Linked DNA regions of Homo sapiens: regions 1 and 2 are each linked to region 3. Evidence: read pairs that join two places in POLR2A ChIA-PET (ENCODE). Cell type or tissue: PC-9. All regions are shown on one strand.

The links. ChIA-PET counts read pairs that join two places held together with the same protein. Peaks named below come from ENCODE experiments on the same cell type or tissue, not always from the same donor. Only the 100,000 strongest peaks of a DNase experiment are listed, where the experiment ranks them.
Region 1: POLR2A ChIA-PET joins it to region 3 with 14 read pairs; 5 of 35 experiments call an interaction of 5 or more read pairs at or near these places.
Region 2: POLR2A ChIA-PET joins it to region 3 with 19 read pairs; 6 of 35 experiments call an interaction of 5 or more read pairs at or near these places.

Annotation. Positions count from the first base shown.
Region 1 is chr3:185,843,757-185,851,756 of GRCh38, forward strand. No RefSeq gene overlaps it. Among named protein-coding and RNA genes, the nearest start is that of IGF2BP2, 23 kb to the left of the region's middle. In PC-9, no CTCF peak of the experiment used is centred here; no DNase peak of the experiment used is centred here.
Region 2 is chr3:185,856,725-185,864,724 of GRCh38, forward strand. No RefSeq gene overlaps it. Among named protein-coding and RNA genes, the nearest start is that of IGF2BP2, 36 kb to the left of the region's middle. In PC-9, no CTCF peak of the experiment used is centred here; a DNase peak (open chromatin) is centred at 1,987.
Region 3 is chr3:185,793,744-185,801,743 of GRCh38, forward strand. The region is part of intron 2 of IGF2BP2 (insulin like growth factor 2 mRNA binding protein 2); the gene reads right to left. Among named protein-coding and RNA genes, the nearest start is that of IGF2BP2, 27 kb to the right of the region's middle. RefSeq lists enhancers at 1,554-4,838, 5,226-5,727, 5,728-6,227. In PC-9, no CTCF peak of the experiment used is centred here; DNase peaks (open chromatin) are centred at 1,088, 3,068 and 4,788; H3K4me3 peaks cover 488 bases; H3K27ac peaks cover 4,285 bases.

The DNA.
Region 1 (8,000 bases), 50 kb after region 3:
AGTGCTGTAATGAAGCCAGCAGTCCTAACATTAAGTTCTCTTTCACTTACTAGCTGTGTGACTTTAGTAAAGTTACTTAGCCTCTCTGAGCCTTGATTCTCTTTTGTAAAAGGAGAATAATACCTACCTCATTAAATTGCTATAAGAGTTAGAAATGCCAGATGGGGCACAGTGGCTCATGCCTATAATCTTAGCACTTTGGGAGGCCAAGGCAGGATTGCTTGAAGCCAGGAGTTCAAGACCAGCCTAAGCAAAAAAGCAAGACGCTGTCTCTAAAAAGAGAGATGTTTTATGTCAAGTACCTGGCACAATACTTGTCACTCAGTAGGTGGCAGGTGGGGATATCACTGCCCTACTGCAGACTGGGGCTTTCCCTCCTCCTGCTGAGGTTCTTGACTCAGAGCACTTCAGCATTGCTACAATGGGAGTTGCTCTCTTGGCAATTACTTGAAAGTTTCTAGACAAAGTTGGAAAGGACTTTCGCAGTCATCTGGTCCATCTGGCCCAGTGGATGCAGGAGATCCTGGCACAGGCCTCATGACAGATGGGCACCCCAACTCTGCAAGTACCAATGGAGAGCTCCCTCCTGAAGCTGACTGTCATCGGAAGATTCGTTGATTGGAAGAAAGCTTTTCCTTGAATTGATCTGAAATCATTTCCCCACTAATTATAGACTCAAAACCAGTTACAGCTAAAAGACATCTTCAAGATCTTCAAACCCACCCACTGATTTTATGAATGAGGACTTGGAGGCTCAGGGAAGTAGGGTGAGGTGCTGTTCACGCAGAGCTAAGCAGACCAGTGTCTCCTTCAATGTCACTGATTCACATGGCCTCTCAGTTCTTACAGTGTCTCCCCCACCCACATTCCCTCAACTTTCCTCCCACGAACCAGGATCCACTCTTCACTCCTCTGATTACCCACCTTTGCATATGCAAGTTTGTGATGCCAAGAACTATGCATAATTCTTACCGTGATCTGGCCCTAGCAGAGCAAAATGGGACTATTTGAGAGTTAGAGCTGGGGCAAGATAGGAATTAGACCTGGAAAGGTCAAGAACTTAAACTACACAAAAGCAGCAGGTTAGTCGGGCTCAGTGGCTCACACCTGTAATCCCAGCACTTTGAGAGGCCAATGGGGGACGATCACCTGAGGTCAAGAATTCGAGACCAGCCTGGCCAACATGGTGAAACCCCAACTCTACTAAAAATACAAAAATTAGCGGGGTATGGTGGTGGCCACCTGTAATCTCAGCTACATGGGAGGCTGAGGCAGGAGAATCTCTTGAACTCAGGAGACGGAGGTTGCCGTGAGCTGAGATCACACCATTGCACTCCAGCCTGGATGACAAGAGTGAGACTCTGTCTCAACAACAACAACAACAACAAAAAGCCGCAGGTTCCTTATAGAAATGTGGGTGGTTGTGGTTGTTTAGTTGTATTCAGCTCCTCTTCACTGACCTCTTAGAATTTGTTGTAGACACTTTTGAAACATCTCTAACAGGCCCAAGGAAGGTACTCAGTGAAATTTGCTAAGTTAACATAAATTTAATTTTAACTTTTTTTCTACCGAATTTAAAAGGAAGGGGTGGAGATAGAAGAAAGTGTCAAAGAAGAAATTGACCTGTTGTCTCAAAACCAGTTGTAAATTTGTAATTTTGCCTAAATGAAGAGTGGGACCTCACACATGATTTTAAAATAAACCCAAGCAAAATTTCTGTAAGTCTAGTGTTGGCATTTTCTGGAAATGTTAATAGAGATCACACAATAAAGAATTGCCTGGTCTAAGATACAATAAAAATTGTGAGACCTTTTGTTCAAAGCCATTCAGAGAAATTATCTTGGAGATTCTCACATTTCTGAAAGGAGGAAGGAGGGGGCATGGCTGAGAAGATTGCCGTATTATTCAACTGAACAATCCTCAGGGAAGGTATGTGTTTTATGAAATTGCTGTCACTGTCAACATATTTAGCAATATGGCACTGCCTCAGTAGTTTTTTAAGACCAATATTACATCTAGTTATTGGATTTTGAGACTTTCTAATAGTTGGCATTATTAGAATGGAGAGACTAAATGTTAGTTTTAATAGGAGTTATCCATGTATCTATCCCAGGTACATCTGGTGTGGTTTTTTAAAATTTATCTGTAATTTGTTTCATTTTTAGACAAATTAGATATATGCTCTCCTAGATAAAAATTTATAAAAATCTCATTCCTTTATATGAAAGACATCTTTAGCACTCACACCAGAAGTGATCTCAGAAGCAGCTGATCTGATTAGCTAATTCTTGCCAAAAGAACAACCAAATAAGTACCACACCAAAAGTAAAATTGTTGTTTTTGTCAGAAGTTTTCCATTATTCAAATAGGCAATTTTAAATAACACACATTCAGCTGTTACAAGCAGTGTGTGGTGGGGGGAGGGTAAGGGGAGTGTTGGTGCTATTTCAAAAAGAACAAGAGCTATTTGGAGCCCTCACGAGGTCAAGGAAAGAAACCATTTGCTACTTCTGTAGCGCACTCCAAGAGAGACCGTCCTGAGCTCAAGCTAGACTAAAAGACTAAATGTAGGCTGGGCATGGTGGCTCACGCCTGTAATCCTAGCACTAAGGCTGAGGCGGGCAGATCACCTGAGATCAGTAGTTCGAGACCAGCCTGGCCAACATGGTGAAACCCTGTCTCTACTAAAAATACAAAAATTAGCCGGGTGTGGCAGTGAATGCCTGTAGTCCCAGCTACTTGGGAGGCTGAGATAGGAGAATCACTTGAACCCGGGAGACGGAGGTTGCAGTGAGCCAAAAGTGCGCCACTGCACTCCAGCCTGGGCAACAAGAGCAAAACTGTCTCAGACACACACACACACCCCCACACTTCTTGTAACAGCTGAATGTGTGTTTATTTAAAATTGCCTATTTAAATAAAGGGGAAAAAATCTTGTTGATTTCTTAAATAGTATTTATCTTACGGTGAAGCCTTTTTTCTGTGATAAGCCATCATCAAATTAATAATGGAAGTTAGTGGGAAATGATTCCATTTTAAAATTAGCATTATTCCCAACTGTTTACGCTTTTTATTATATATGTCTTTTCTGAGAGAAGGAGGAGACGTATGGATGGGTAATCTACAAGGTCTATGATGCTATTCAAGTCAGCACTTCTCTGATCTTTAAAAAATCCAGCAGTACCTAATGCTAAATGACGAGTTAATGGGTGCAGCACACCAGCATGACACATGTATACATATGTAACTAACCTGCACATTGTGCACATGTACCCTAAAACTTAAAGTATAATAATAAAAAAAAATCCAGCAGTAAGGAATTTTGATAGTCTAACTCAGTTACTCCTAAAAGCTATTGCCAAAAACAAAAGGAATAAAGAATGGTGACAAAGATTCTGCTTTTGATAACAGACTAAAGCAGGCTGTCTGAGGTAAGTTATTAACTCATATCAGAAACAAAAGAGTGGCACAGCTTTAGAAATAGAAAACCTGGATTCTGGTCCTCACTGCTTCTTTTTTTTTTTTTTTTTTTGTGGTGGAGTCTTGCTCTGTCACCCAGGCTGGCTCCGCCTCCCGGGTTCACGCCATTCTCCTGCCTCAGCCTCCCGAGTAGCTGGGACTACAGGCGCCCACCACCACGCTCAGCTAATTTTTTGTATTTTTAGTAGAGACGGGGTTTCACTGTGTTAGCCAGGATGGTCTACGATCTCCTGACCTCGTGATCCACCCACCTCAGCCTCCCAAAGTGTTGGGATTACAGGCGTGAGCCATGGCGCCCGGCCTCTCACTTCTTTACCCTATGGCCTTGGGGTAATTTGTTTAATCTCTGTGCGGAAATCACTTGCTGCAGGCAAAGTGCTGGATCTGATCATCTTTTGGGGGTGTCTTTTAGTGGTAAGATCTATTACCAGAATTCTTGGGAAAGTAGCTGTCTTTGTTTCAGGAAATACCATGATAAACCCCGAGGGCATAAGAACTGGCTAAGGCTCAGGAACCAAAAAAAGGCCGAAAGGCTGCACTTGTAGAAGCAGGAAATTAATTTTTCTTGGGGGTCAGAGGTGGGGGAAGGTGTTCCCTATAGGGTGAAGGAGTGAGGAGAGGGGAAGGGAGGGCTAGAAAATTGTTGGGCTAAGGGCCCTGCATGAAATAAAGATCAGTGAGAAACCTCCAGGACGGAACGATCAAAAGGACTCTTGAGAACAAGAAAGCCTAAAATGCAATTTTACGTGGTTTGTGGTGTAATGGGCAATGTGACCCTTCCCCGTGACCCCTACATCTTAGTGAACTTGAATACACTAACGTGCTGTTTCAATGGGGGTTTATTGAAAGAGGAGTAAGGAACCGTATGGACACACTGCAAAACGAACACAGCCTCAGAAAAGCTGGAGCCAGGGCTCAGAGAGGCCCTCCGCAACGCAGGCTCTCCTGAATCAGCAGAGGGTTTGGTAGGATTTCCAATCAGACATGAAGGGTCCCGGGGAGCCCGGCTGCCATTTGGATTGCCCCAGTGATGGAGCGTCTGCAGGCTGCCTGCCCTCTGAGCCCCTCTGCTAGCTTCCTTTTCCGGGTTTTTGTCCTTTTCACATTAGTGACAATTTAAGGGGTGACTTCAGAGTCTGCTAGGATCACCTCTAGCTCCACTATTTTGGTTTGAACATAAAGCATTTTCCTTTCATGTTGTTTTGCCCCTCAATGGGTTTCTGAAACCCCTTTGTATTGTTCTTAAATAATTTTCTAGTTTTAGCACATTTTGTCATTTTTGTTTCTTCTTTTTTGAGACAGGATCTCGCTCTGTTGCTCAGGCTGGAGTGCAGTGGTGCAATCTCTGTTCACTGCAACCTCTGCTTCCCAGGTTCAAGTGATTCTCATGCCTCAGCCTCCCAAGTAGCTGGGAATACAGGCACCTGCCACCACACCCAGCTAATTTTTGTATTTTTAGTAGAGACAAGGTTTCACTATGTTGGCCAGGCTGGTCTCGAACTCCTGGCCAAAGTATTGGGATTACAGCATGAGCCACCATGTCTGGCCACTTTTCCTCTTTTTTGGGGGGTTTGCAGGGTGGTAGTCTCGCTCTGTCACCAGGTTGGAGTGCAGTGGCGCAATCTCGGTTCAAGGCAATCTCTGCCTCCTGGGTTCAAGTCATTCTCCTGCCTCAGCCTCCTGAGTAGCTGGGATTACAGGCACCTGCCATCATACCCGGCTAATTTTTAGTAGAGATGGGGTTTCACCACCTTGATCTCCTGACCTCATCATCCACCTGCCTCAGCCTCCCAAAGCACTGGGATTACAGGCGTGAGCCACTGCGCCCAGCCTCCTCTTTTTATTAGAAGTAAATCAATAGAGATTCTGGTTTTTTTCCTCTTGTTAGAAGTGAATTGACAGATTCTGGCTTGTTTCCTACTCCTCTTTTTCATTCGTCATTCAGATTTTTCTTTACTTGGAACTCTCATGGTTACCTGAAGGGCTCCTTTAGGAACCATTTGTAGTTTACTTTCTGTAAGCATTATTGGATATGACATCAATTTTTAGCATATTTAATGAGTTAGATCATCTTTCATATTGAAAAGTTGTATTGCTTCTTGCAACTTCAATTTTTAAAATAAATTTATCTTTACATATTCCCCATTCAATTCTATGAGAGTTTCACTTTTCTCACCCTAAGTGAAAATAATCACTTTGGAGTTCCAAATAAAAGCATTAACAACACCACCTAGGGCCGGATGTGGTGGCTCATGCCTGTAATCCCAGCACTTTCGGAGGCCGAGGCGGGAGGATCACTTGAGGTCAGGAGTTTGAAGCCAGCCTGGCCAACATGGTGAAACCCCGTCTCTACCAAAAAATACAAAAAATTAGCCACGTGTGGTGGTGGGCGCCATAATTCCAGCTACTCGGGAGGCTGTGCCAGGAGACTCACTTGAACCTGGGAGGTGTATTTGCAGTGAGCCAAGATTGCACCACTGCACGCCAGCCTGGGTGACAGAGCGAGACTCCATCTCAAAAAAAAAAAAAAAAACACCTAAAGATTATGCCAGTGGAAGAATACATCAGTATAACCTTTCTGTCAAGCAATTTGGTGGGGAGCCGTAAAAGTGTTTATACCCTTCAGCCCAGTGATCACAGTTCTCGGAATTTTTCCACTGGAAATAATAAAAAACGTGGTTCAAGATTTACGTACAATATGTTTATTGTAACATTATTTATTTGTGATAGTGACAAATTGGAAACAGCCAAAGTGTCCAGCAAAAGGAAAATAAACGGTTACATCCATATGATAAAAATTATGCAGCAATTAAAAACTACACTTTTCCTTGAACCTTGTAGTCAGTTAAAAGTGTTTGGACAACCTCTCTGAGTGTACATGACTTCCATGATGGAAAGCAGGAGTGGCTTAGGTCTCTTTAACGCTCTCCACTGACTGTGAAAATCAGTCCATCCTGAAGTGGGCACAGAGAGTGAAGGGGCTTATTCCAAAGGTCCAGCCCCAGAGGTTCTGTCTTTGCAAGTCTCGGGGCCTTCAAATTTAACGTTTTTTTTTTTTTTTGAGACGGAGTCTTGCTCTGTCACCCAGGCTGGAGTGCAGTGGTGCGATCTCAGCTCACTGCAAGCTCAGCCTCCCGGGTTCACGCCATTCTCCTGCCTCAGCCTCTGGAGTAGCTGGGACTACAGGCACCCGCCACCACGCCCGGCTAATTTTTTTGTATTTTTAGTAGAGACAGGGTTTCACTGTGTTAGCCAGGATGGTCTCGATCTCCTGACCTCGTGATCCACCCACCTCGCGGCCTTCCGAAGTGCTGGGATTATAGGCATGAGCCACCGCGCCCAGCCAAATTTTACATTTTTTACTAAGGTTTCCATGTGATTCTGACATGAACCCAGCCTGAGATTACCACCTCACCCCCTACCCATACACCAGGTGGCTGGATTCTTTTTTTTTCAGATAGAGTCTTGCTCTGTCGCCAGGCTGGAGTGCAGTGGCGCGATCTCAGCTCACTGCAACCTCCACTTCCCGGGTTCAAGCGATGCTTCTGCCTCAGCCCCCTGAGTAGCTGGGACTACAGGCGTCCACCATACCCAGCTAATTTTTGTATTTTTTTTTTAATAGAGAGGGGGTTTCACCATGTTGGCCAGGATGGTCTCAATCTCTTGACCTCCCTGCTCCCGGCCCAGGTCCTGGATTCTAATAAGAACTGAGGAGGGGAGTAGAAAAGAACTGTTCTTTCAAGAAATTTTTACTATTTGGGGAAACGCTATGTGGAAGTAAGATTTTTTTTTTTTTTAAGACAGGGTCTCACTCTGTTGCTCAGGCTGGAGTGCAGTGGCACGATCATAGCTCATGATGTCAGAATTTTTAATAAATTGTATCATTCAAAGTTTATGGGGGAAATTAATATATGCTTAGAAAAATAAACATGCCAAAATATTTATAGAGCTTATATGTGAGTAATAGAATTGTGGATGATTAATGGGGAACCATGAGAAGCCCTGATTCAGAGAGGTGAGGTAATTGCCCCAAGTTCTCGTAGCCAGCAAAGTGCTGGAGGGAGGATTCAAACCCAAGTCTGCTTCACTATTAAGTCTGCTCTCTAACAGCTGCTGAAATGTTACTTAAATTTTAAATATATACATAAAATAAATACAGGCTGGGTGCGGTGGCTTATGCCTATTATCCCAGCACTTCAGGAGGCCAAGGCAGGATGATCGCTGGAGCCTGGGCAAAACCAGCCTGGGCAACATAGTGAAACCCCATCTCTACAAAAAAATTTAAAATTAGCTGGGCATGGCCAGGCGTAGTGGCCTCACACTTGTAATCCCAGCACTTTGGGAGGCCTAGGTGGGCGGATCACGAGGTTAGGAGTTCGAGACCAGCCTGGCCAACACAGTGCAACCCCGTCTCTACTAAAAATACAAAGATTAGCTGGGCTTGGTGGCGGGCGCGTGTAATCCCAGCTACTTGGGAGGCTGAGGCAGGAGAATCGCTTGAACCCGGGAGGCGGAGGTTG
Region 2 (8,000 bases), 63 kb after region 3:
AGGAAAATATGACATCAACAGAGACCAATGGTGAGAACACTCAAAACTTAAAATTAGTAGATAGGGATTTAACAGCTATTATAACTATGTTCAAAGAAGTAAAGGAAAATATGCTCACAATAAATGAAAAGATAGGGAACCTTAGGGGGTAAATAGGGACCATATCAAATAACCAAATAGAAATTTTAGAACTGAAATATACAATTTCTGAAATTAAAATCTCACTGGATGATTTTAACAGGAGAATATAGATGACAGAGGAACAACCCAGGAAGCTTGAAAAAATCCAATCTGAATAACAAATGAAAAATATTGAAAAAATAAACAGAGCCCCAGAGACTTGTGGGACAATATAAAATGTCCAATATATCTATTATCAAAGGAAAGACAGAATGAAGCAAAGAGAAAATTTTAGAAAACAGCCAATTTTTTTTTATTTAGTGAAAATTATAAATTTACAGATTAAAGAAAGTCAGTGAAATCCAAGCCAGAAACTCTAAAGAAAATTATGCTTAGAAGCAGCACAGTCAAAATTCTGAAAAAAGATAAAGGGAAAATCATGAAAACATTACATACAGGGGAACAATGATTTAAGTGACTAATTACTTTTAGTAGAAATTTTATGGAGACAGTAAAACAATATGTTTTAAATTCTGAAAAATAAATCATCAACCCAGAATTACATATTCAGCAAAAAATATATTTCAACAATAAAAGTGAAAGAATTACCTTTTCAGATTAAAAAAAAAAAAAGCTAAGGTAATTTGTTTATTAACAAGACTATACTATAAGAAACACTACACTTTGAGAGGCCGAGGCAGGCAGATCACGAAATCAGAAGTTCGAGACCAGCCTGACCAACATGGTGAAACCCTGTCTGTACTCAAAATACAAAAATTGCCTGGGTGTGGTGGCTCATGTCTGTAATCCCAGCTACTCAGGACCTGGGACAAGTTCACTTGAACCCGGGAGGTGGAGGTTGCAGTGAGCTGCGATCGCACCACTGCACTCTAGCCTGGGTGACACAGCGAGACTCTGTCTCAAAAAGAAAAAGAAACACTAAAGGGGCCCATCCCAGTAATCTCAACACTTTGGGAGGCTGAGGCAGGTGGATTGCTTGAACCCAGGAGTTCGAGACCAGCCTGGGCAAAATGGTGAAACCTCATCTCTACAAAAAAATACAAAAAATTAGTCAGGTGTGGTGGCATGCTCCTCATGTAGTCCCAGTTACTTAGGAAGCTGAGGTGGGAGAATCACTCCAGCCCAGGAAGTTGAGGCTGCAGTGAGCCATGATCATGCCACTGCAGTCCAGCCTGGGTGGCAGAGTGAGAATCTGTCTTTTTTTTTTTTTTGAAACAGGGTATCATTCTGTGGTCCAGGCTGGAGTTCAGTGGTGCAATCTCAGCTAGCTGCAACCTCCACCTCCCAGGTTCAAGTGAGTCTCCTGGCTCAGCCTCCTGGGTAGCTGGAATTATGGCACCCACCACCACACCTGGATAATTTTTTGTATTTTTTAGTAGAGACGGGGTTTCACCATGTTAGCCAGGCTGGTCTTGAACTCCTGGCCTCAAGTGACCCACCCACCTCAGCCTCCCAAAGTGCTGGGATTACAGGCATGAGCCACAACACCCAGCCTGAGTCTCTCTTAAAAAAAATACTAAAGGAAATTCTGCAGGCTGAAGGCAATTGATGCTAAAATGAAGATAATTTTCAGGAAGAAATGGAGAACATAAAAAATGGCAAATATGTGGGTAAATATAAAATACTTTTTCCTCTTAATTTATTTAAAAAGGACTGTTTAAAGTAAAAATTGTAAGAGGTCCTTGTAGGATTTCTAATGTATATGGAAGTAATATATATGACAAGTGTTGCATAAAGGAATGGTGGGGGTGGGCAGACTAATGAGGTTTCAAGGTTCTGCCATTTATTTATTTATTTAGACAGGACCTTGCTCTGTTGCCCAGGCTGGAATGCAGTAATGCGATCTTATCTCACTTCAGCCTTGAACTCCTGGCCTCAAGCCATCCTCCTGCTCAGCCTCTTGATGAGCTGGGATTACAGGTGTGTCCCACCATGCTCAACTCTACCTTTTATATAACATGATACAATATATGGCCAGGTGCGGTAGCTCACGACTGTAATCCCGGCACTTTGGGAGGCCGAGGTGGGCAGATCACCTGAGGTCAGGAATTTGAGACCAGCCTGGCCAACATGGTGAAACCCCATCTCTACTAAAAATACAAAAATCAGCCGGGTGTGATGGTGTGCTCCTGTAGTCCCAGCTACTCAAGAGGTGGAGGCAGGAGAACCACTCCATCTGGGAGGCAGATTGCAGTGAGCTGAGATCACGCCACTGCACTCCAGCCTGGGTAACAGAGCAAGACTCTGTCTCAAAATAATAATAATAAAATAAAATGATACAATATAAATTCTAAATTAGGCTGTGAAAATTTAAACACGCATACTGTGATCCCTAGAACAAGCACTAAATGATGCAGGAAATATAGTGAAAAAGTCAATATATAAAATATTCAAATAATCCAAAAGATAGAAAAGGATGGAAAAAAACACCAAACTGAAGTAATTAACAGAAAGCAGTGGTTTTCCTTTGGCTCCAGGACAAAAATCCATGAGGCCTCCATGGCCTGACTTGGCCAACTTTGCCAGCCTCATCTCTCTAGTCCACTAAGCTTTCTTCATATTAAGCTTTCTCTTCTTCTCTCCACTATCTCCTGTCATCTCCTGCCAGAGAAACTTTCCAGAGTCCTTTCACCTGTCTAATTCCTTCCTCATTCTCCAGGTCTTAACTTAGGTGACACTTTCTTCAGGACGCCTTCCTGGGCCAGCTTCTTCCTCCTGTGTGGTGTATTGCACCCCAAACATCCTCCTTTACTTCACTCATCTGACCACTCTGAAATTTCTGGTTCAGTGCCTCTGTTTCCCTAGACTGAGCTTTAGGAAGGCAGGGATATGGCCTATTTTGCTGAGCATTCTATGCTGTGGCTTGGCATAGAGCTCAGCACATAGTAAATACTCAGTAAACATTTGTCAAGTGGCTAAAAAGTGACTAAGTGAATGAGTAGAGAAGGAAGATATTGATTAGTCCACCTCGGGAAGAATCCCTATACTGGAATGTTGAAAGTTGCCACAAAATATAGTAGTGAGAGAAGCTGAAGGAAGTGAGGAAAACCTGTCATAAAAGTGGCTAAGGGGGCCGGGCAAGGTGGCTCACGCCTGTAATCCCAGCACTTTGGGAGGCCAAGGTGGGTGTATCACCTGAGGTCAGGAGTTCAAGACCATCCTGGCCAACATGCTAAAACCCCATCTCTACTAAAAATTCAAAAATTAGCCAGGCATGGTGGTGGTGGATGCCTGTAATCCCAGCTACTCAAGAGGCTAAGGCAGGAGAATCATTTTAACCTAGGAGGTGGAGGTTGCAGTGAGCCGAGATCATGCCACTGTACTCCAGCCTGAGTGACGGAGCAAAACTCCATTAAAAAAAACAAAAAAAAAAACAAAAAAACAAAACAAAAAATACACACCTACAACCAACTAATCTTGGACAAAGTCAACAAAAATAAGCAATGGAGAAAGGACTCCTTATTCAATAAATAGTGCTGAGAAAACTGGCTGAGCATATGCAGAAGAGTAAAATTGGACTTTTTCCTCTTACCATATACAAAAATTAATTCAAGATGGGTTAAAGATTTAAATGTGAGACCTCAAACTATAAAAATCCTAGAAGAAAACCTAGAAAATACCCTTTTGGACATTGGCCTAAGCAAATAATTTAAGGCTAAGTCCTCAAAAGCAATTGCAATAAAAATAAAAATTGACAAGTGGGATCTAATTAAACTAATGAGATTCTGCACAGCAAAAAACCCATCAACAGAGTAAAACAGACAACCTACAAAATGGGAGGGAATATTTGCTAACTATGCATTCAACAAAAGTCTGATATGCAGAATCTATAAGGAACTTAACAAGCAAAAAAAAAAAAAAAAACTCATTAAAAAGTGGGCAAATGGCCAGGTGTGGTGGCTCATGCCTGTAATCCCAGCACTTTGGGAGGTCGAGGTGGGCAGATCACTTGAGGTCAGGAGTTCAAGACCAGCCTGACCAACATGGTGAAACCCCATCCCTACTAAAAATACAAAAAATAGCCAGGTATGATGATGGGCGCCTGTAATCTCAGCTACTTTGGAGGCTGAGACAGGAGAATCATTTGAACCCAGGAGGTGGAGGTTGCAGTGAGCCGAGATCATGCCACTGCCCTCCAGCTTGGGTGACAGATCGAGACTTTGTCTCAAAAAATAAAAAATAAATTAAAAAGTGGGCAAAGGACATGAACAGACACTCAAAAGGAGGCATACAGCCCGGGCATGGTGGCCCACACTGGTAATTTTGGCACTCTGAGAGACCATGGCAGGAGGATTGCTTGAGCTCAGGAGTTGGAGACCAGCCTGGGCAACGTGGCAAAACCCTGTAAAAATACAAATAATTAGCTAGTGGTTGTGGCACACCCCTGTAGTCCCAGCTACTAGGTAGGCTGAGATGAGAGAATCACCTGAGCAACAACAACTACAACAAAAAGAAGACATACAAGTGGACAACAAACATATTTAAAAATGTTCAGGCCAGGCATGGTGGCTCACACCTGTAATCTCAGAGCTTTGGGAGGCCAAGGCTGGAGGATCATTTGAGGTTAGGAGTTTGAGACCAGCCTGACCAATATGGTGAAATCCCATCTCTACTAAAATACAAAAATTAACCGGATGAGGTGGCAGGTACCTGTAATCTCAGCTACTCGGGAGGCTGAGGCAGGGGAACCACTTGAACCCAAGAGGCAGAGGTTGCAGTGAGCCAAGATCATGCCACTGCACTCCAGCATGGGCAGCAGAGCGAGACTCTCTCTCTCAAAAATAAAAACAAAAAATAAAAATGTTTAAAATCACTAATAATCAGAGAAACACAAATCAAAATCACAACAAGATACCATCTCACACCAGTCAGAAGGGCTATTATTAAAAAGTCAGAAAACAACAGATGTTGGTGAGGCTGCAGAGAAAAGGGAATGCTTATACATTGTTGTTGGGAATGTAAATTAATTCAGCCACTGCGGAAAACAGTTTGGAGATTTTCAAAGAACTAAAACAGAACTACCATTTAACCCAGCAATTCCATTACTGGGTATATACACAAAGGAAAATAAATCGTCCAGGCTGGGCGTGGTGGCTCATGCCTGTAATCCCAGCACTTTGGGAGGCCAAGGTGGGCAGATCACCTGAGGTCAGGAATTTGAGACCAGCCTGGCCAACATGGTGAAACCCTGTCTCTACTAAAAATATAAAATTAGCCGGGCTCGGTGGTGGGCACCTGCAGTCCCAGCTACTTGGGAGGCTGAGGCAGGAGAATCCCTTGAACCCAGGAGACAGAGGTTGCAGTGAGCCGAGATCACACCATTGCACTCCAGCCTGGGCAAAAAGAGCAAAACTCCATCTCAACAAATAAGTAAATAAATCGTCCTATGAAAAAACACATGCACTTGTATGTTTATTGCAGCATGTTCACTATAGCAGAGACATGGAATCAACCTAGGTGCCCATCAACAGTGGATTGGATTTATTTTTATTTATTTTTTTTTTTTTTGAGATGGAGTTTTGCTCTTGTAGCCCAGTCTGGAGTGCAGTGGCGCGATCTCGGCTCACTGCAACCTCTGCCTCCTGGGTTCAAGCGATTCTTCTGCCTCAGCCTCCTAAGTAGCTGGGATTACAGACACATGCCACCGTGCCCTGCTAATTTTTGTATTTTTAGTAAGGATGGGGTTTCACCATGTTGGCCAGGCTGGTCTCGAACTCCTAACCTCAGGTGATCCACCTGCCTCGGCCTCCCAAAGTGCTGGGATTACAGGCTTGAGTCAACATGCCTGGGCCCAGTGGATTGGATTTTTTTTTAAATGTGGTACATACACACCATGGAATACTATGCAGCCATAAAATAGAATGAAATCATGTCCTTTGCAGCAACATGGATGCAGGTGGAGGCCATTATCCTAAGCAAATTAACAAAGAGAAAACCAAATATCACATTTTCTCGCTTATAAGTGGGAGCTAAACCTTAAGTACACACAGACATAAAGATGGAAACAATAGGTACTGGGGACTCCAAAAGCAGGGAGGGAAGAAGGGAGATAATGGCTGAAAAACTTGCTTTTGGGTACTATTGGGCACCATGTTCACCATCTGGGTAACAGGGGCAATAGAAGCCCAAACCTTAGCATGATGCAATATACCCTTGTAGCAAACCAGCACGTGTACCTTCTTAATTTAAAATAAAAAATAAGAATCTAACGCAAAGTTCTGAGTTAAAGTATCTGTCGATTTGAAAATGCTTACCTAGCTAAAATCTTTTCAAGATTGAGGATAAAATGTGAACAAATTTATACAAGTAATATAAACTAAGTTTACTTCAATTATTTACATCTTTAAGAAATCTAGTAATATTTTAAATAAAATGCGGTTTCATATTTTTATAAAACACATATTATATACCTTAAATATGTACAATTTTTATTTATAAATTATACCTCAATAAAACTAGGGGAAAAGAGCCTTAATAAAAAAAGAAAAGAATGCCAAGGTATATCATTGAATGGAAAAGCATAGAACAGTGTGGAAACTATGCTGCCATTTGTGTGATATATGGGCACAGTCTGCTTGAAAGACATACAAGAAAATGTGTAACAGTGGGTTTCATGGTGGCAGGAACATCTTTTTAATTGATATAATATTCAAGTACTGCTCATTTAAAATAAAGAAAATTGGCCAGGCGCGGTGGCTCACACTTGTAATCCTAGCACTTTGGGAGGCCAAGGCAGGCAGATCACTTGATGTCTGGAGTTCGAGGCTAGCCTGGCCAACGTGGTAAAACCCCCATCTCTACTAAAAATACAAAAATTAGCTGGGCGTGGTGATGGGTGCCTGTAATCCCAGCTACTCGGGAGGCTGAGGCAGGAGAATTGCTTGAACCCAGGAAGTGGAGGTTGCAGTGAGCCAAGATTGCACGATGGCCCTCCAGGCTGGGAGACAGAGTGAGACTCCGTCTCAAAAAAATAAAATAAAATAAAGAAAATTAAAGACAAAAAGAATAAGTTATAGACATAAAGACCTGGCCAGGTGTGGTGGCTCACACTTGTAGTCCCAGAAGTTTGGGAGGCCGAGGCAGGTGGATCACTTGAGGTCAGGAGTTCGAGAACAGCTTGGCCAACATGGTGAAACCCCATCTCTACTAAAAATACAAAAATTAGCAAGACATGGTAGCACACCCCTATAGTCCCAGCTACTCAGGTGGCTGAGGCAAGAGAATCACTTGAACCTGGGAAGTAGAGGTTGCAGTGAGCTGAGATCACTGCACTCCAGCCTAAGCAACAGAGAGAGACTCCATCCCAAAAAATAAATAGGCCAGGTGCAGTGGCTCATGCCTATAATCTCAGTATTTTGGGAGGCCGAGGCGGGTGGATCACCTGAGGTCAGTAGTTCAAGACCAGCCTGGTCAACACGGTGAAATCCTGTCTCTACTAAAAATACAAAAAATTAGCTGGGCATAGTGGTGCGTGCTTGTAATCCCAGCTACTCGGGAAGCTGAGGCAGAAGAATCGCTTGAACCCGGGAGTCGGAGGTTGTGGTGAGCCAAGATTGTGCCACTGCACTCCAGTGTGGGCAACAGAGCGAGACTTTGCCTCAAAAATAAATAAATAAATAAATAAATAAATACAGACGTTATGTGCACCAGCATAGACAACAAAGTGAGACCCCATCTGTATAAAATATTTAAAAATTAGCCATGTGCAGCCGGGCGCAATGGCTCACACCTGTAATTCCAGCACTTTGGGAGGCTGAGGCGGGCAGATAACAAGGTCAGGAGTTCGAGACCAGCCTGGCCAACATGGTGAAACCCTGTCTGTACTAAAATACAAAAACTAGCCAGGCATGGTGGTGCAT
Region 3 (8,000 bases):
GTCTAAAGCACTGAGAGAAACAGCCCTGTCTCTGGGCCTGGTGTCAAAGCAGGTTTGGAACCCTGGAATTCCAAGATTCCCAGTCTTGGAATCTAACAGCTCTATGGAGTTTTGGCCCTGCCTGGGGAGCAGTAAGGTAGGATGGACAGTAGATTGAAGATACTGATTGTGTTTGCAAACATGCCCCAGATAAGGAATGGTCAAAGCAGATTCCTTTTTTTTTTTTTTTTTTTGAGACGGAGTCTTGCTCTGTCGCCCAGGCTAGAGTGCAGTGGTACAAACAAACTCACTGCAGTCTCAACCTCCTGGGCTCAAGCAATCCTCCCGCCTCAGCCTCTCAAGCAGCTGAGACTACAGGTGCATGCCACCACACCTGGCTAATTTTTTTTATATGTATATTTTGGGAGAGGTAGAGTCTCACTACATTGCCAAGGCTGGTCTCAAACTCCTGAGCTCAAGCAATCCTCCCAGCTTGGCCTCCCAAAGTGCTAGGATTACAGGTGTGAGCCACCACACCTGGCCCAGAGCAGATCCTAGAGACCCGGGCTGCCCTCATATCACAGGTGTGTCTGGCTCCTTATCCTCACACAGGCAGTTGTTCCTAAATATTTCTTTGCTAAGGACTTAATCATAGACTCACAGAATTCTAGAACAGACAGGAAGGTTGAGTATCAACTAACTTACATCCTCGCATTACTGATGAGAAAACTAACAGCCCAATGGGGGATCACAGAGCTGGTTAATGACAGAACCAGATGAGATAGGACTCAGGCCAGTATTCCTTACCCTAGACTTTACCATCTCATTCAAGTGTCCATGCACATCCAGAGTTCCCTTCCCAACAGTGCTTCTTTTTAAGCCTTTCAAAACATTGGCTTTATTTGGAGGTCACATCTTTTTTTTTCATTGTGATAAAAAAAAAACCCATAAAATTTACTATTTTAACAATTTTCAGGTAAACAGCTCAGTGGTGGTAAGTACATTCATGCCATTGTGTAACCATCACCACCATCCATCTCCAGAACTTCTTTCATCTTGCCAAACTGAAACTCTGTTCCCATAAAACAGAAACTCCCCATCCTCCCCCTTCTCTAGCCCCTGGCAACTACCATTTTACTTTCTGTTTCTATGAATTAGACTACTCCAGTTATCTTTTCTTTTCTTTTTTTTTTGAGGCGGAGTCTCACTCTGTCGCCCAGGCTGGAGTGCAGTGGCGCTCTCTCTGCTCACTGCAAGCTCCACCTCCCGGGTTCATGCCATTCTCTTGCCTCAGCCTCCTGACTTGCTGGAACTACAGGCGCCCACCACCTCGCCCGGCTACTTTTTTGTATTTTTAGTAGAGACGAGGTTTCACCATGTTAGCCAGGATGGTCTCGATCTCCTGACCTCGTGATCCACCCACCTCGGCCTCCCAAAGTGCTGGGATTACAGGCATGAGCCACCACGCCCAGCCTCCAGTTATCTTCTATAAGTGGGATCATATAGTGCTTATCCTCTTGTGACTTATTTCATTAGCAAAATGTCTTCATGGCTCATCCATGTGGTAACATGTGTCAAAATTCCCTTCTCCCTTAAGGCTGAAAATATTCCACTGTATGTCCATACCACATTTGTTTCTCCAGGCACCTGGCAATGGACACTCGGGCCACTTCCACATGTTGACCAATGCAAACAATACTGCTTTAACATGGGTGTACAAATATCTGTTCTAGTCCCTGCTTTCAATTCTTTTGGGCACACACCTGGCAGTGAAATTGCTGGATCTCACAATGTATCAGTGCTATTTTCAAATGTGTCTTGAAAGAGACAAAGAGGAGACAAAATCATCTGGGTTGGTGAATTCTTTAAGAAAATGAAGCCAGAAGCAGTGGGTCAGTCTGTAATCCCAGCAATTTGGGAGGCCAAAGCATGTGGATCACCTGAGGTCAGGAGTTCGAGACCAGCCTGACCAATATGGTGAAACCCTGTATCTACTAAAAATACAAAAATTAGCTGGGTGTGGTGGCGCAGTCCCAGCCTGTAGTCCCAACTACTAGGGAGGCTGAGACAGGAGAACTGCATGAACCCAGCAGGTGGAGGGTGCAGTGAGATGAGACCACACCACTACACTCCAGGCTGGGCAACAGAGAGAGACTCTGTCTCAAAAAAAAGAAAAGAAAAAAGAAAATGAAAAATACTGTTTTGTTCTTAAACTTAGCTTTACTTCAACACAACAAACTATATGAAAAAATTTTTAGAGATTGTATGATGTAGAGGAAAAAACACAGCACTGAGGAGGATAACTTTCTAGTAATATCCAACATTAACACAGGACATACTTTTTGATGTCCGAGTATGAATTTCCACAGGCAGGGGAGAGTGGAATAGATAATCCCTAAGGTCTATGGATTCTGTGGGTTCCATGAAAAAACTTATTTAAAGGATTACTATGTCTTTTAATCATTTTTTCTTTTCCTTAGATCCAGTTTGCATATTAGAACTTAACCATTTCTGGCTATAGAATCTAGTGTATTCTTGAAATAAGAGCTCCAGGGATAGGCGGGGCATGGTGGCTCACGCCTGTAATCCCAGTACTTTGGGAGGACGAGGAGGGCGGATCACTTGAGGTCAGGAGTTTGAGACCAGCCTGGCAAACATGGTGAAACCCTGTCTCCACTGAAAATACAAAAATTAGCTGGTCATGGTGGCATACGCCTGTAATCCCAGCTACTCAGGGGCCTGAGGTAGGAGAATCACTTGAACTCCCGAGAGGCAGAGGTTGTAGTGAGCAGAGATCACACCACTGCACTCCAGCCTGGGTGACAGAGTGACATTCCGTCTCAAAAAAAAAAAAAAAAAAAAAATTCCAGGGACAAGAACAATTCCTGAGCTAGGAAAAAAAAAAAAAAAAAGAGAGAGAGACTAAGGTAATACAATAGACAACAATTTTCCTACCAGCACATTTATTTGTTAATTGCTTTAGGATGTCCAGAGTGTAGTACCTGTATACTCTGAGTCACGGTTTACTCTGAGTCACTGTGAACTTCTGTTTACTTTGTAGTAGTCACTATAAAACTATCAATGCACACTGGGCTCAGTATCAACAGGGCATACCTGCCAAGAAAATTTTGCTACAATAGTTTGGTTCAAACAATCTTTCAGTTACTGAGCAACATACCGTTGTCATCAAGATTCCTGACAATGCATTCTGAGTCAAAATGCACATCAGATTCCAGGTACGAAACCAACAACACACTCCAAACCCCATCCACTCTCAGGCCTCCCAGGAAGATCTGCAAAGTGAGAAACGCACTGCCCCACCCTGTTTCTCCCCACTTCCCCAGAACTATTTCTGCTTAGGTATCTACCAAAAGCAGGCTTTCTACTCCAGGGACAAGAAGGATAAGAGACAGAATTCTCTATGTTCACTTCACCAATCAATTATTTCAACTACTTATAAAAAGCTTCCTATGCTGGGTACAATGATACACATGAACCTACTCAGCCCTTACAATTCTTCCAGGTAGGTGTGTTTGTGCTCACAATGTAGGAAAGTGAGGTGGACGCTCAGGAGTGTCCTATCCAGAGCCACACAAGCAGTAAGGAGTACAGCTAGGCTGGACCAGGTCTTCTGATCCCATGTCCGGTACTCTTTTGGCCATATCATTTGTTTACACTCTTACAAGCCTATGCTAATTTGGACACCCCAAAGAGAACATCTGAAGATCCTCTCCTAGAAAGCAGGACTAATGATCTAACAACTAATGCCTGGTTTTTCAGTTAAGAGCAGAGTTTGCTGGCTTCACTCTTTCACCTTTATTTCAGCTGACAGGCAGAGCTTTGAAGAAACTCAAGGAGAAACTGTGCATCAGTCCCTTCACTTAAAAATGCTTTTCACAGGCCAGGAGCAGTGGCTCATGCCTGTAATCCCAGCACTGTGGGAGGCCAATGCAGGCGGATCAGCTGGGCCCAGGAGTTCGAGACCAGCCTGGCAACATGGCAAAACTCTCTCTCTACAAAAAAAACAAAAAAATTAGCCAAGCGTGGAGGTGCATGCCTGTAGTCCTAGCTACTGAGGAGGCTGAGGTGGGAGAACCACGTGAGCCTGGCGAGGTCAAGGCTCCGGTAAGCCAAGATCACTCCAGCCTGAGTGACAGAGTGAGACCCTGTCTCTTAAAAAAAAAAAAAAAAAAAAAAAGCCGGGCGTGGTGGCTCATGCCTGTAATCTCAACACTTTGGGAGGCCGAGGCAGGTGGATCACCTGAGGTCAGGAGTTCGAGACCAGCCTGGCCAACATGGTGAAATCCCATCTCTATTAAGAATATAAAATTAGCCAGGGGTGGTGGTGCCCACCTGTAATCCCAGCTACTCATGAGGTTGAGGCAAGAGAATCGCTTGAACCCAGGACATGGATGTTGCAGTGAGCTGAGATTGCGCCACTGCACTCCTGGGCAGAAGAGCAAGACTCTGCCTCAAGAGAAAAAAAAATTGCTTTTCAGGGAAAAACACGCCCACATTCTCACCACCTCCAATAATGACAGACAGTGACTGGGCCCCGGTGTTTTATTCACCTCCAGGTTTACTCCCAGGAAATCTACAGTGGAAAAAGGCATCCACTAAAGACTTCCTTCAACATTTTTAGAGACTTAGGCTATCCAGATCTTTCCTCTCCAAATTCTACGAGTACAAATAGTGTTAATATTTATTACATAATAGATTCAGGAAACTGTGTTTCTATGACCACATGAATTTTTCTTACACAACATTCATGCCAATTTTATTGGACTTGGAGTATATTATTTTAAATGACTATGGAGGTTTGTAATTATTGTATTGTTGATTTTATGACACATTATTGGTCCCATTCATGATTTATTTGATGCCAAGGCCTTGATCAGGACGTTAACACCCAAATATAACATTTTTCCTGTGGGAAAACACCATTTGCTTTAAAACACCTGCTTTTACGAGGGAGTTTTTTATTAATGCAACATCATAAGAAGCAGACAGTACCTGTTCAAGAAAACCCTGAGTAAGCAAAATATAACTAAGTTTTTCTTTTTTCTTTTTTTCTTTTTTTTTTTTGAGACAGAATCTTACTCTGTCATCCAGGCTGGATGGAATGCAGTGGTGCGGTCTTGGCTCCCAGGCTCAAGCAACCCTCCCACCTTAGCCTTACAAGTAGCTGAGACTACAGGCACACACCACCACGCCTGGCTAATTCTTGTATTTTTTGTAGCAACGGGTTTCACCATGTTGTCCAGGCTGGTCTCGAATTCCTAGGCTCAAGTGATCTTCCCGCCTCAGCCTCCCAAAGTGCTGAGATTACAGGCGTGAGCCACTGTGCCTGGCTCTAAGTTTTTCTTTACTCAACATTTAGGAGAAAGAAGCTGCAGGCCGGGCACAGTGGCTCACGCCTGTAATCTCAACATATTGGGAGGTCAAGTCAGGCAGATCACTTGAGCCCAGGAGTATGAGACCAGCCCAGGTAAAATAGCAAAACCCCATATCTACAAAAACAAAAATAAGCCAAGGTGTGGTGTCATGTGCCTGTAGTCGCAGCTACTTGGGAAGCTAAGGTGGGAGAATCGCTTGAGCCCAGAAGGCGGAGGCTGCAGTGAGCAGCTCCACTGCACCACTGCCTTCCATCCCTGGGCAACAGAGCAAGACTGTCACAGAGACAAAACCACAATGACATACCATCTCACGCCAGTTAGAATGGTGATCATTAAAAAGTCAGGAAATGCCAGGCACGGTGGCTCACGCCTGTAATCCCAGCACTTTGGGAGGCCGAGGCGGGCGGATCACGAGGTCAGGAGACCGAGACCATCCTGGCTAACACGGTGAAACCCCGTCTCTACTAAAAAAATACAAAAAAAATTAGCTGGGCGTGGTGGCGGGTGACTGTAGTCCCAGCTACTCGGGAGGCTGAGGCAGGAGAATTGCTTGAACCCAGGAGGCAGAGCTTGCAGTGAGCTGAGATTGCACAACTGCACTCCAGCCTGGGAGACAGAGCGAGACTCCGTCTCAAAAAAAAAAAAAAAGTCAGGAAACAACAGATGCTGGAGAGGATGTGGAGAAATAGGAACACTTTTACACTGTTGGTGGGAGTGTAAATTAGTTCAACCATTGTGGAAGACAGTGTAGCAATTCCTCAAGGATCTAGAACTAGAAATGCCATTTGACCCAGCAATCCCATTACTGGGTATATACCCAAAGGATTATAAATCATGCTACTATAAAGGCACATGCACACGTATCTTTACTGTGGCACTATTCACAATAGCAAAGACTTGGAACCAACCCAAATGTCCATCAATGATAGACTGGATTAAGAAAATGTGGCACATATACACCATGGAATACTATGCAACCATAAAAAGAATGAGTCCATGTCCTTTGCAGGGACATGGATGAAGCTGGAAACCATCACTCTCAGTAAACTATCACTAGGAGAGAAAACCAAACACTGCATGTTCTCACTCATAGGTGGGAAATGAACAATGAGAACACTTGGACACAAAGCGGGGAACGTCATAGACCGGGGCCTGTCGGAGAGTGGGGGACTGGGGGAGGTATAGCATTAGGAGAAACACCTAATGTAAATGACAAGTTGATGGGTTCAGCAAACCAACATATGGCACATGTATACCCATGTAACAAACCTGCACATTGTGCACATGTACCCTAGAAGTATAATAATAAAATACAATAATAAAAATAAAAAAAAGTACTTGCTGATGTCGTGGCTCACACCTGTAATCCCTGCACTTTGCAAGGCTGAGGCAAGGATCATTTGAGGTCAGGAGTTCAAGACCAGCCTGGCCAATATGGTGAAATCCCATCTTTACCAAAAATACAAAACTTGGCCAGGCATAGTGGCACATGCCTATAATCCCAGCTACTCAGGAGGTTGAGGCCAGAGAATCACTTGAACCCAGGAGGCGGAGGTTGCAGTGAGCTGAGAAGTTGCCACTTGGTGACTGAGCCAAAAAAAAAGAAAGAAAGAAAGAAAGAAAGTACTTGCTGAATACCTGGGAGTAAATGATAAAAGAAATCTGGAAGGTAGGACATAGGCATGTGCAAAGATTTCATGACTAAAACACCAAAAGCAATCGTAACAAAAGCCAAATTTGACAAATGGGATCTAATTAAAGAGCTTCTGCACAGCAAAGGAAACGATCATCAGAGTGAACAGGCAATCTACAGAATGGGAGAAAAATTTTGCAATCTAACCACCTGACAAAGGTCTAATATCCAGAATCTACAAGGAACTTAAACAAACTTATAAGAAAAAAAAACAACTCCATAAAAGAGTGGGTGAAGGATATGAACAGACACTTCTCAAAAGAAGACATTCATGCAGCCAACAAACATATGAAAAAAAGCTCATCATCACGGGTCATTAAAGAAATGCAAATCAAAACCACAATGAGATACCATATCAAGGCAGTTAGAATAGCGATTATTAAAAAGTCAGGAAACAGCTGGGCACGGTGGCTCACGCCAGTAATCCCAGCACTTTGGGAGGCCGAGGCAGGTGGATCACTTGAGGTCAGGAGTTCAAGACCAGCCTAACCAACATGGAGAAACCCCGTCTCTACTAAAAATACAAAATTAGCCAGGCGTGGTGGCACATGCCTGTAATCCCAGCTACTCAGGAGGCTGAGGCAGGAGAATTGCTTGAACCCAGGAGGCGGAGGTTGTGGTGAGCCGAGATGGCGTCATTGCACCCCAGCCTGGGCAACAAGAGCAAAACTCCATCTCAAAAAAAAAAAAAAAAAAAAAGTCAGGAAACAACAGATGCTGGCGAGGCTGTGGAGAAATAGGAACACTTTTACGCTGTTGGGAGTGCAAATTAGTTCAACTATTGTGGAAGACAGTGTGGCAATGCCTCAAGGATCTAGAACCAGAAATACCATTTGACCCAGCAATCCCATTACTGAGTGTATACCCAAAGGATTATAAATCATGCTACTATAAACACATGCACACTTATGTTTACTGCAGCACTATTTACA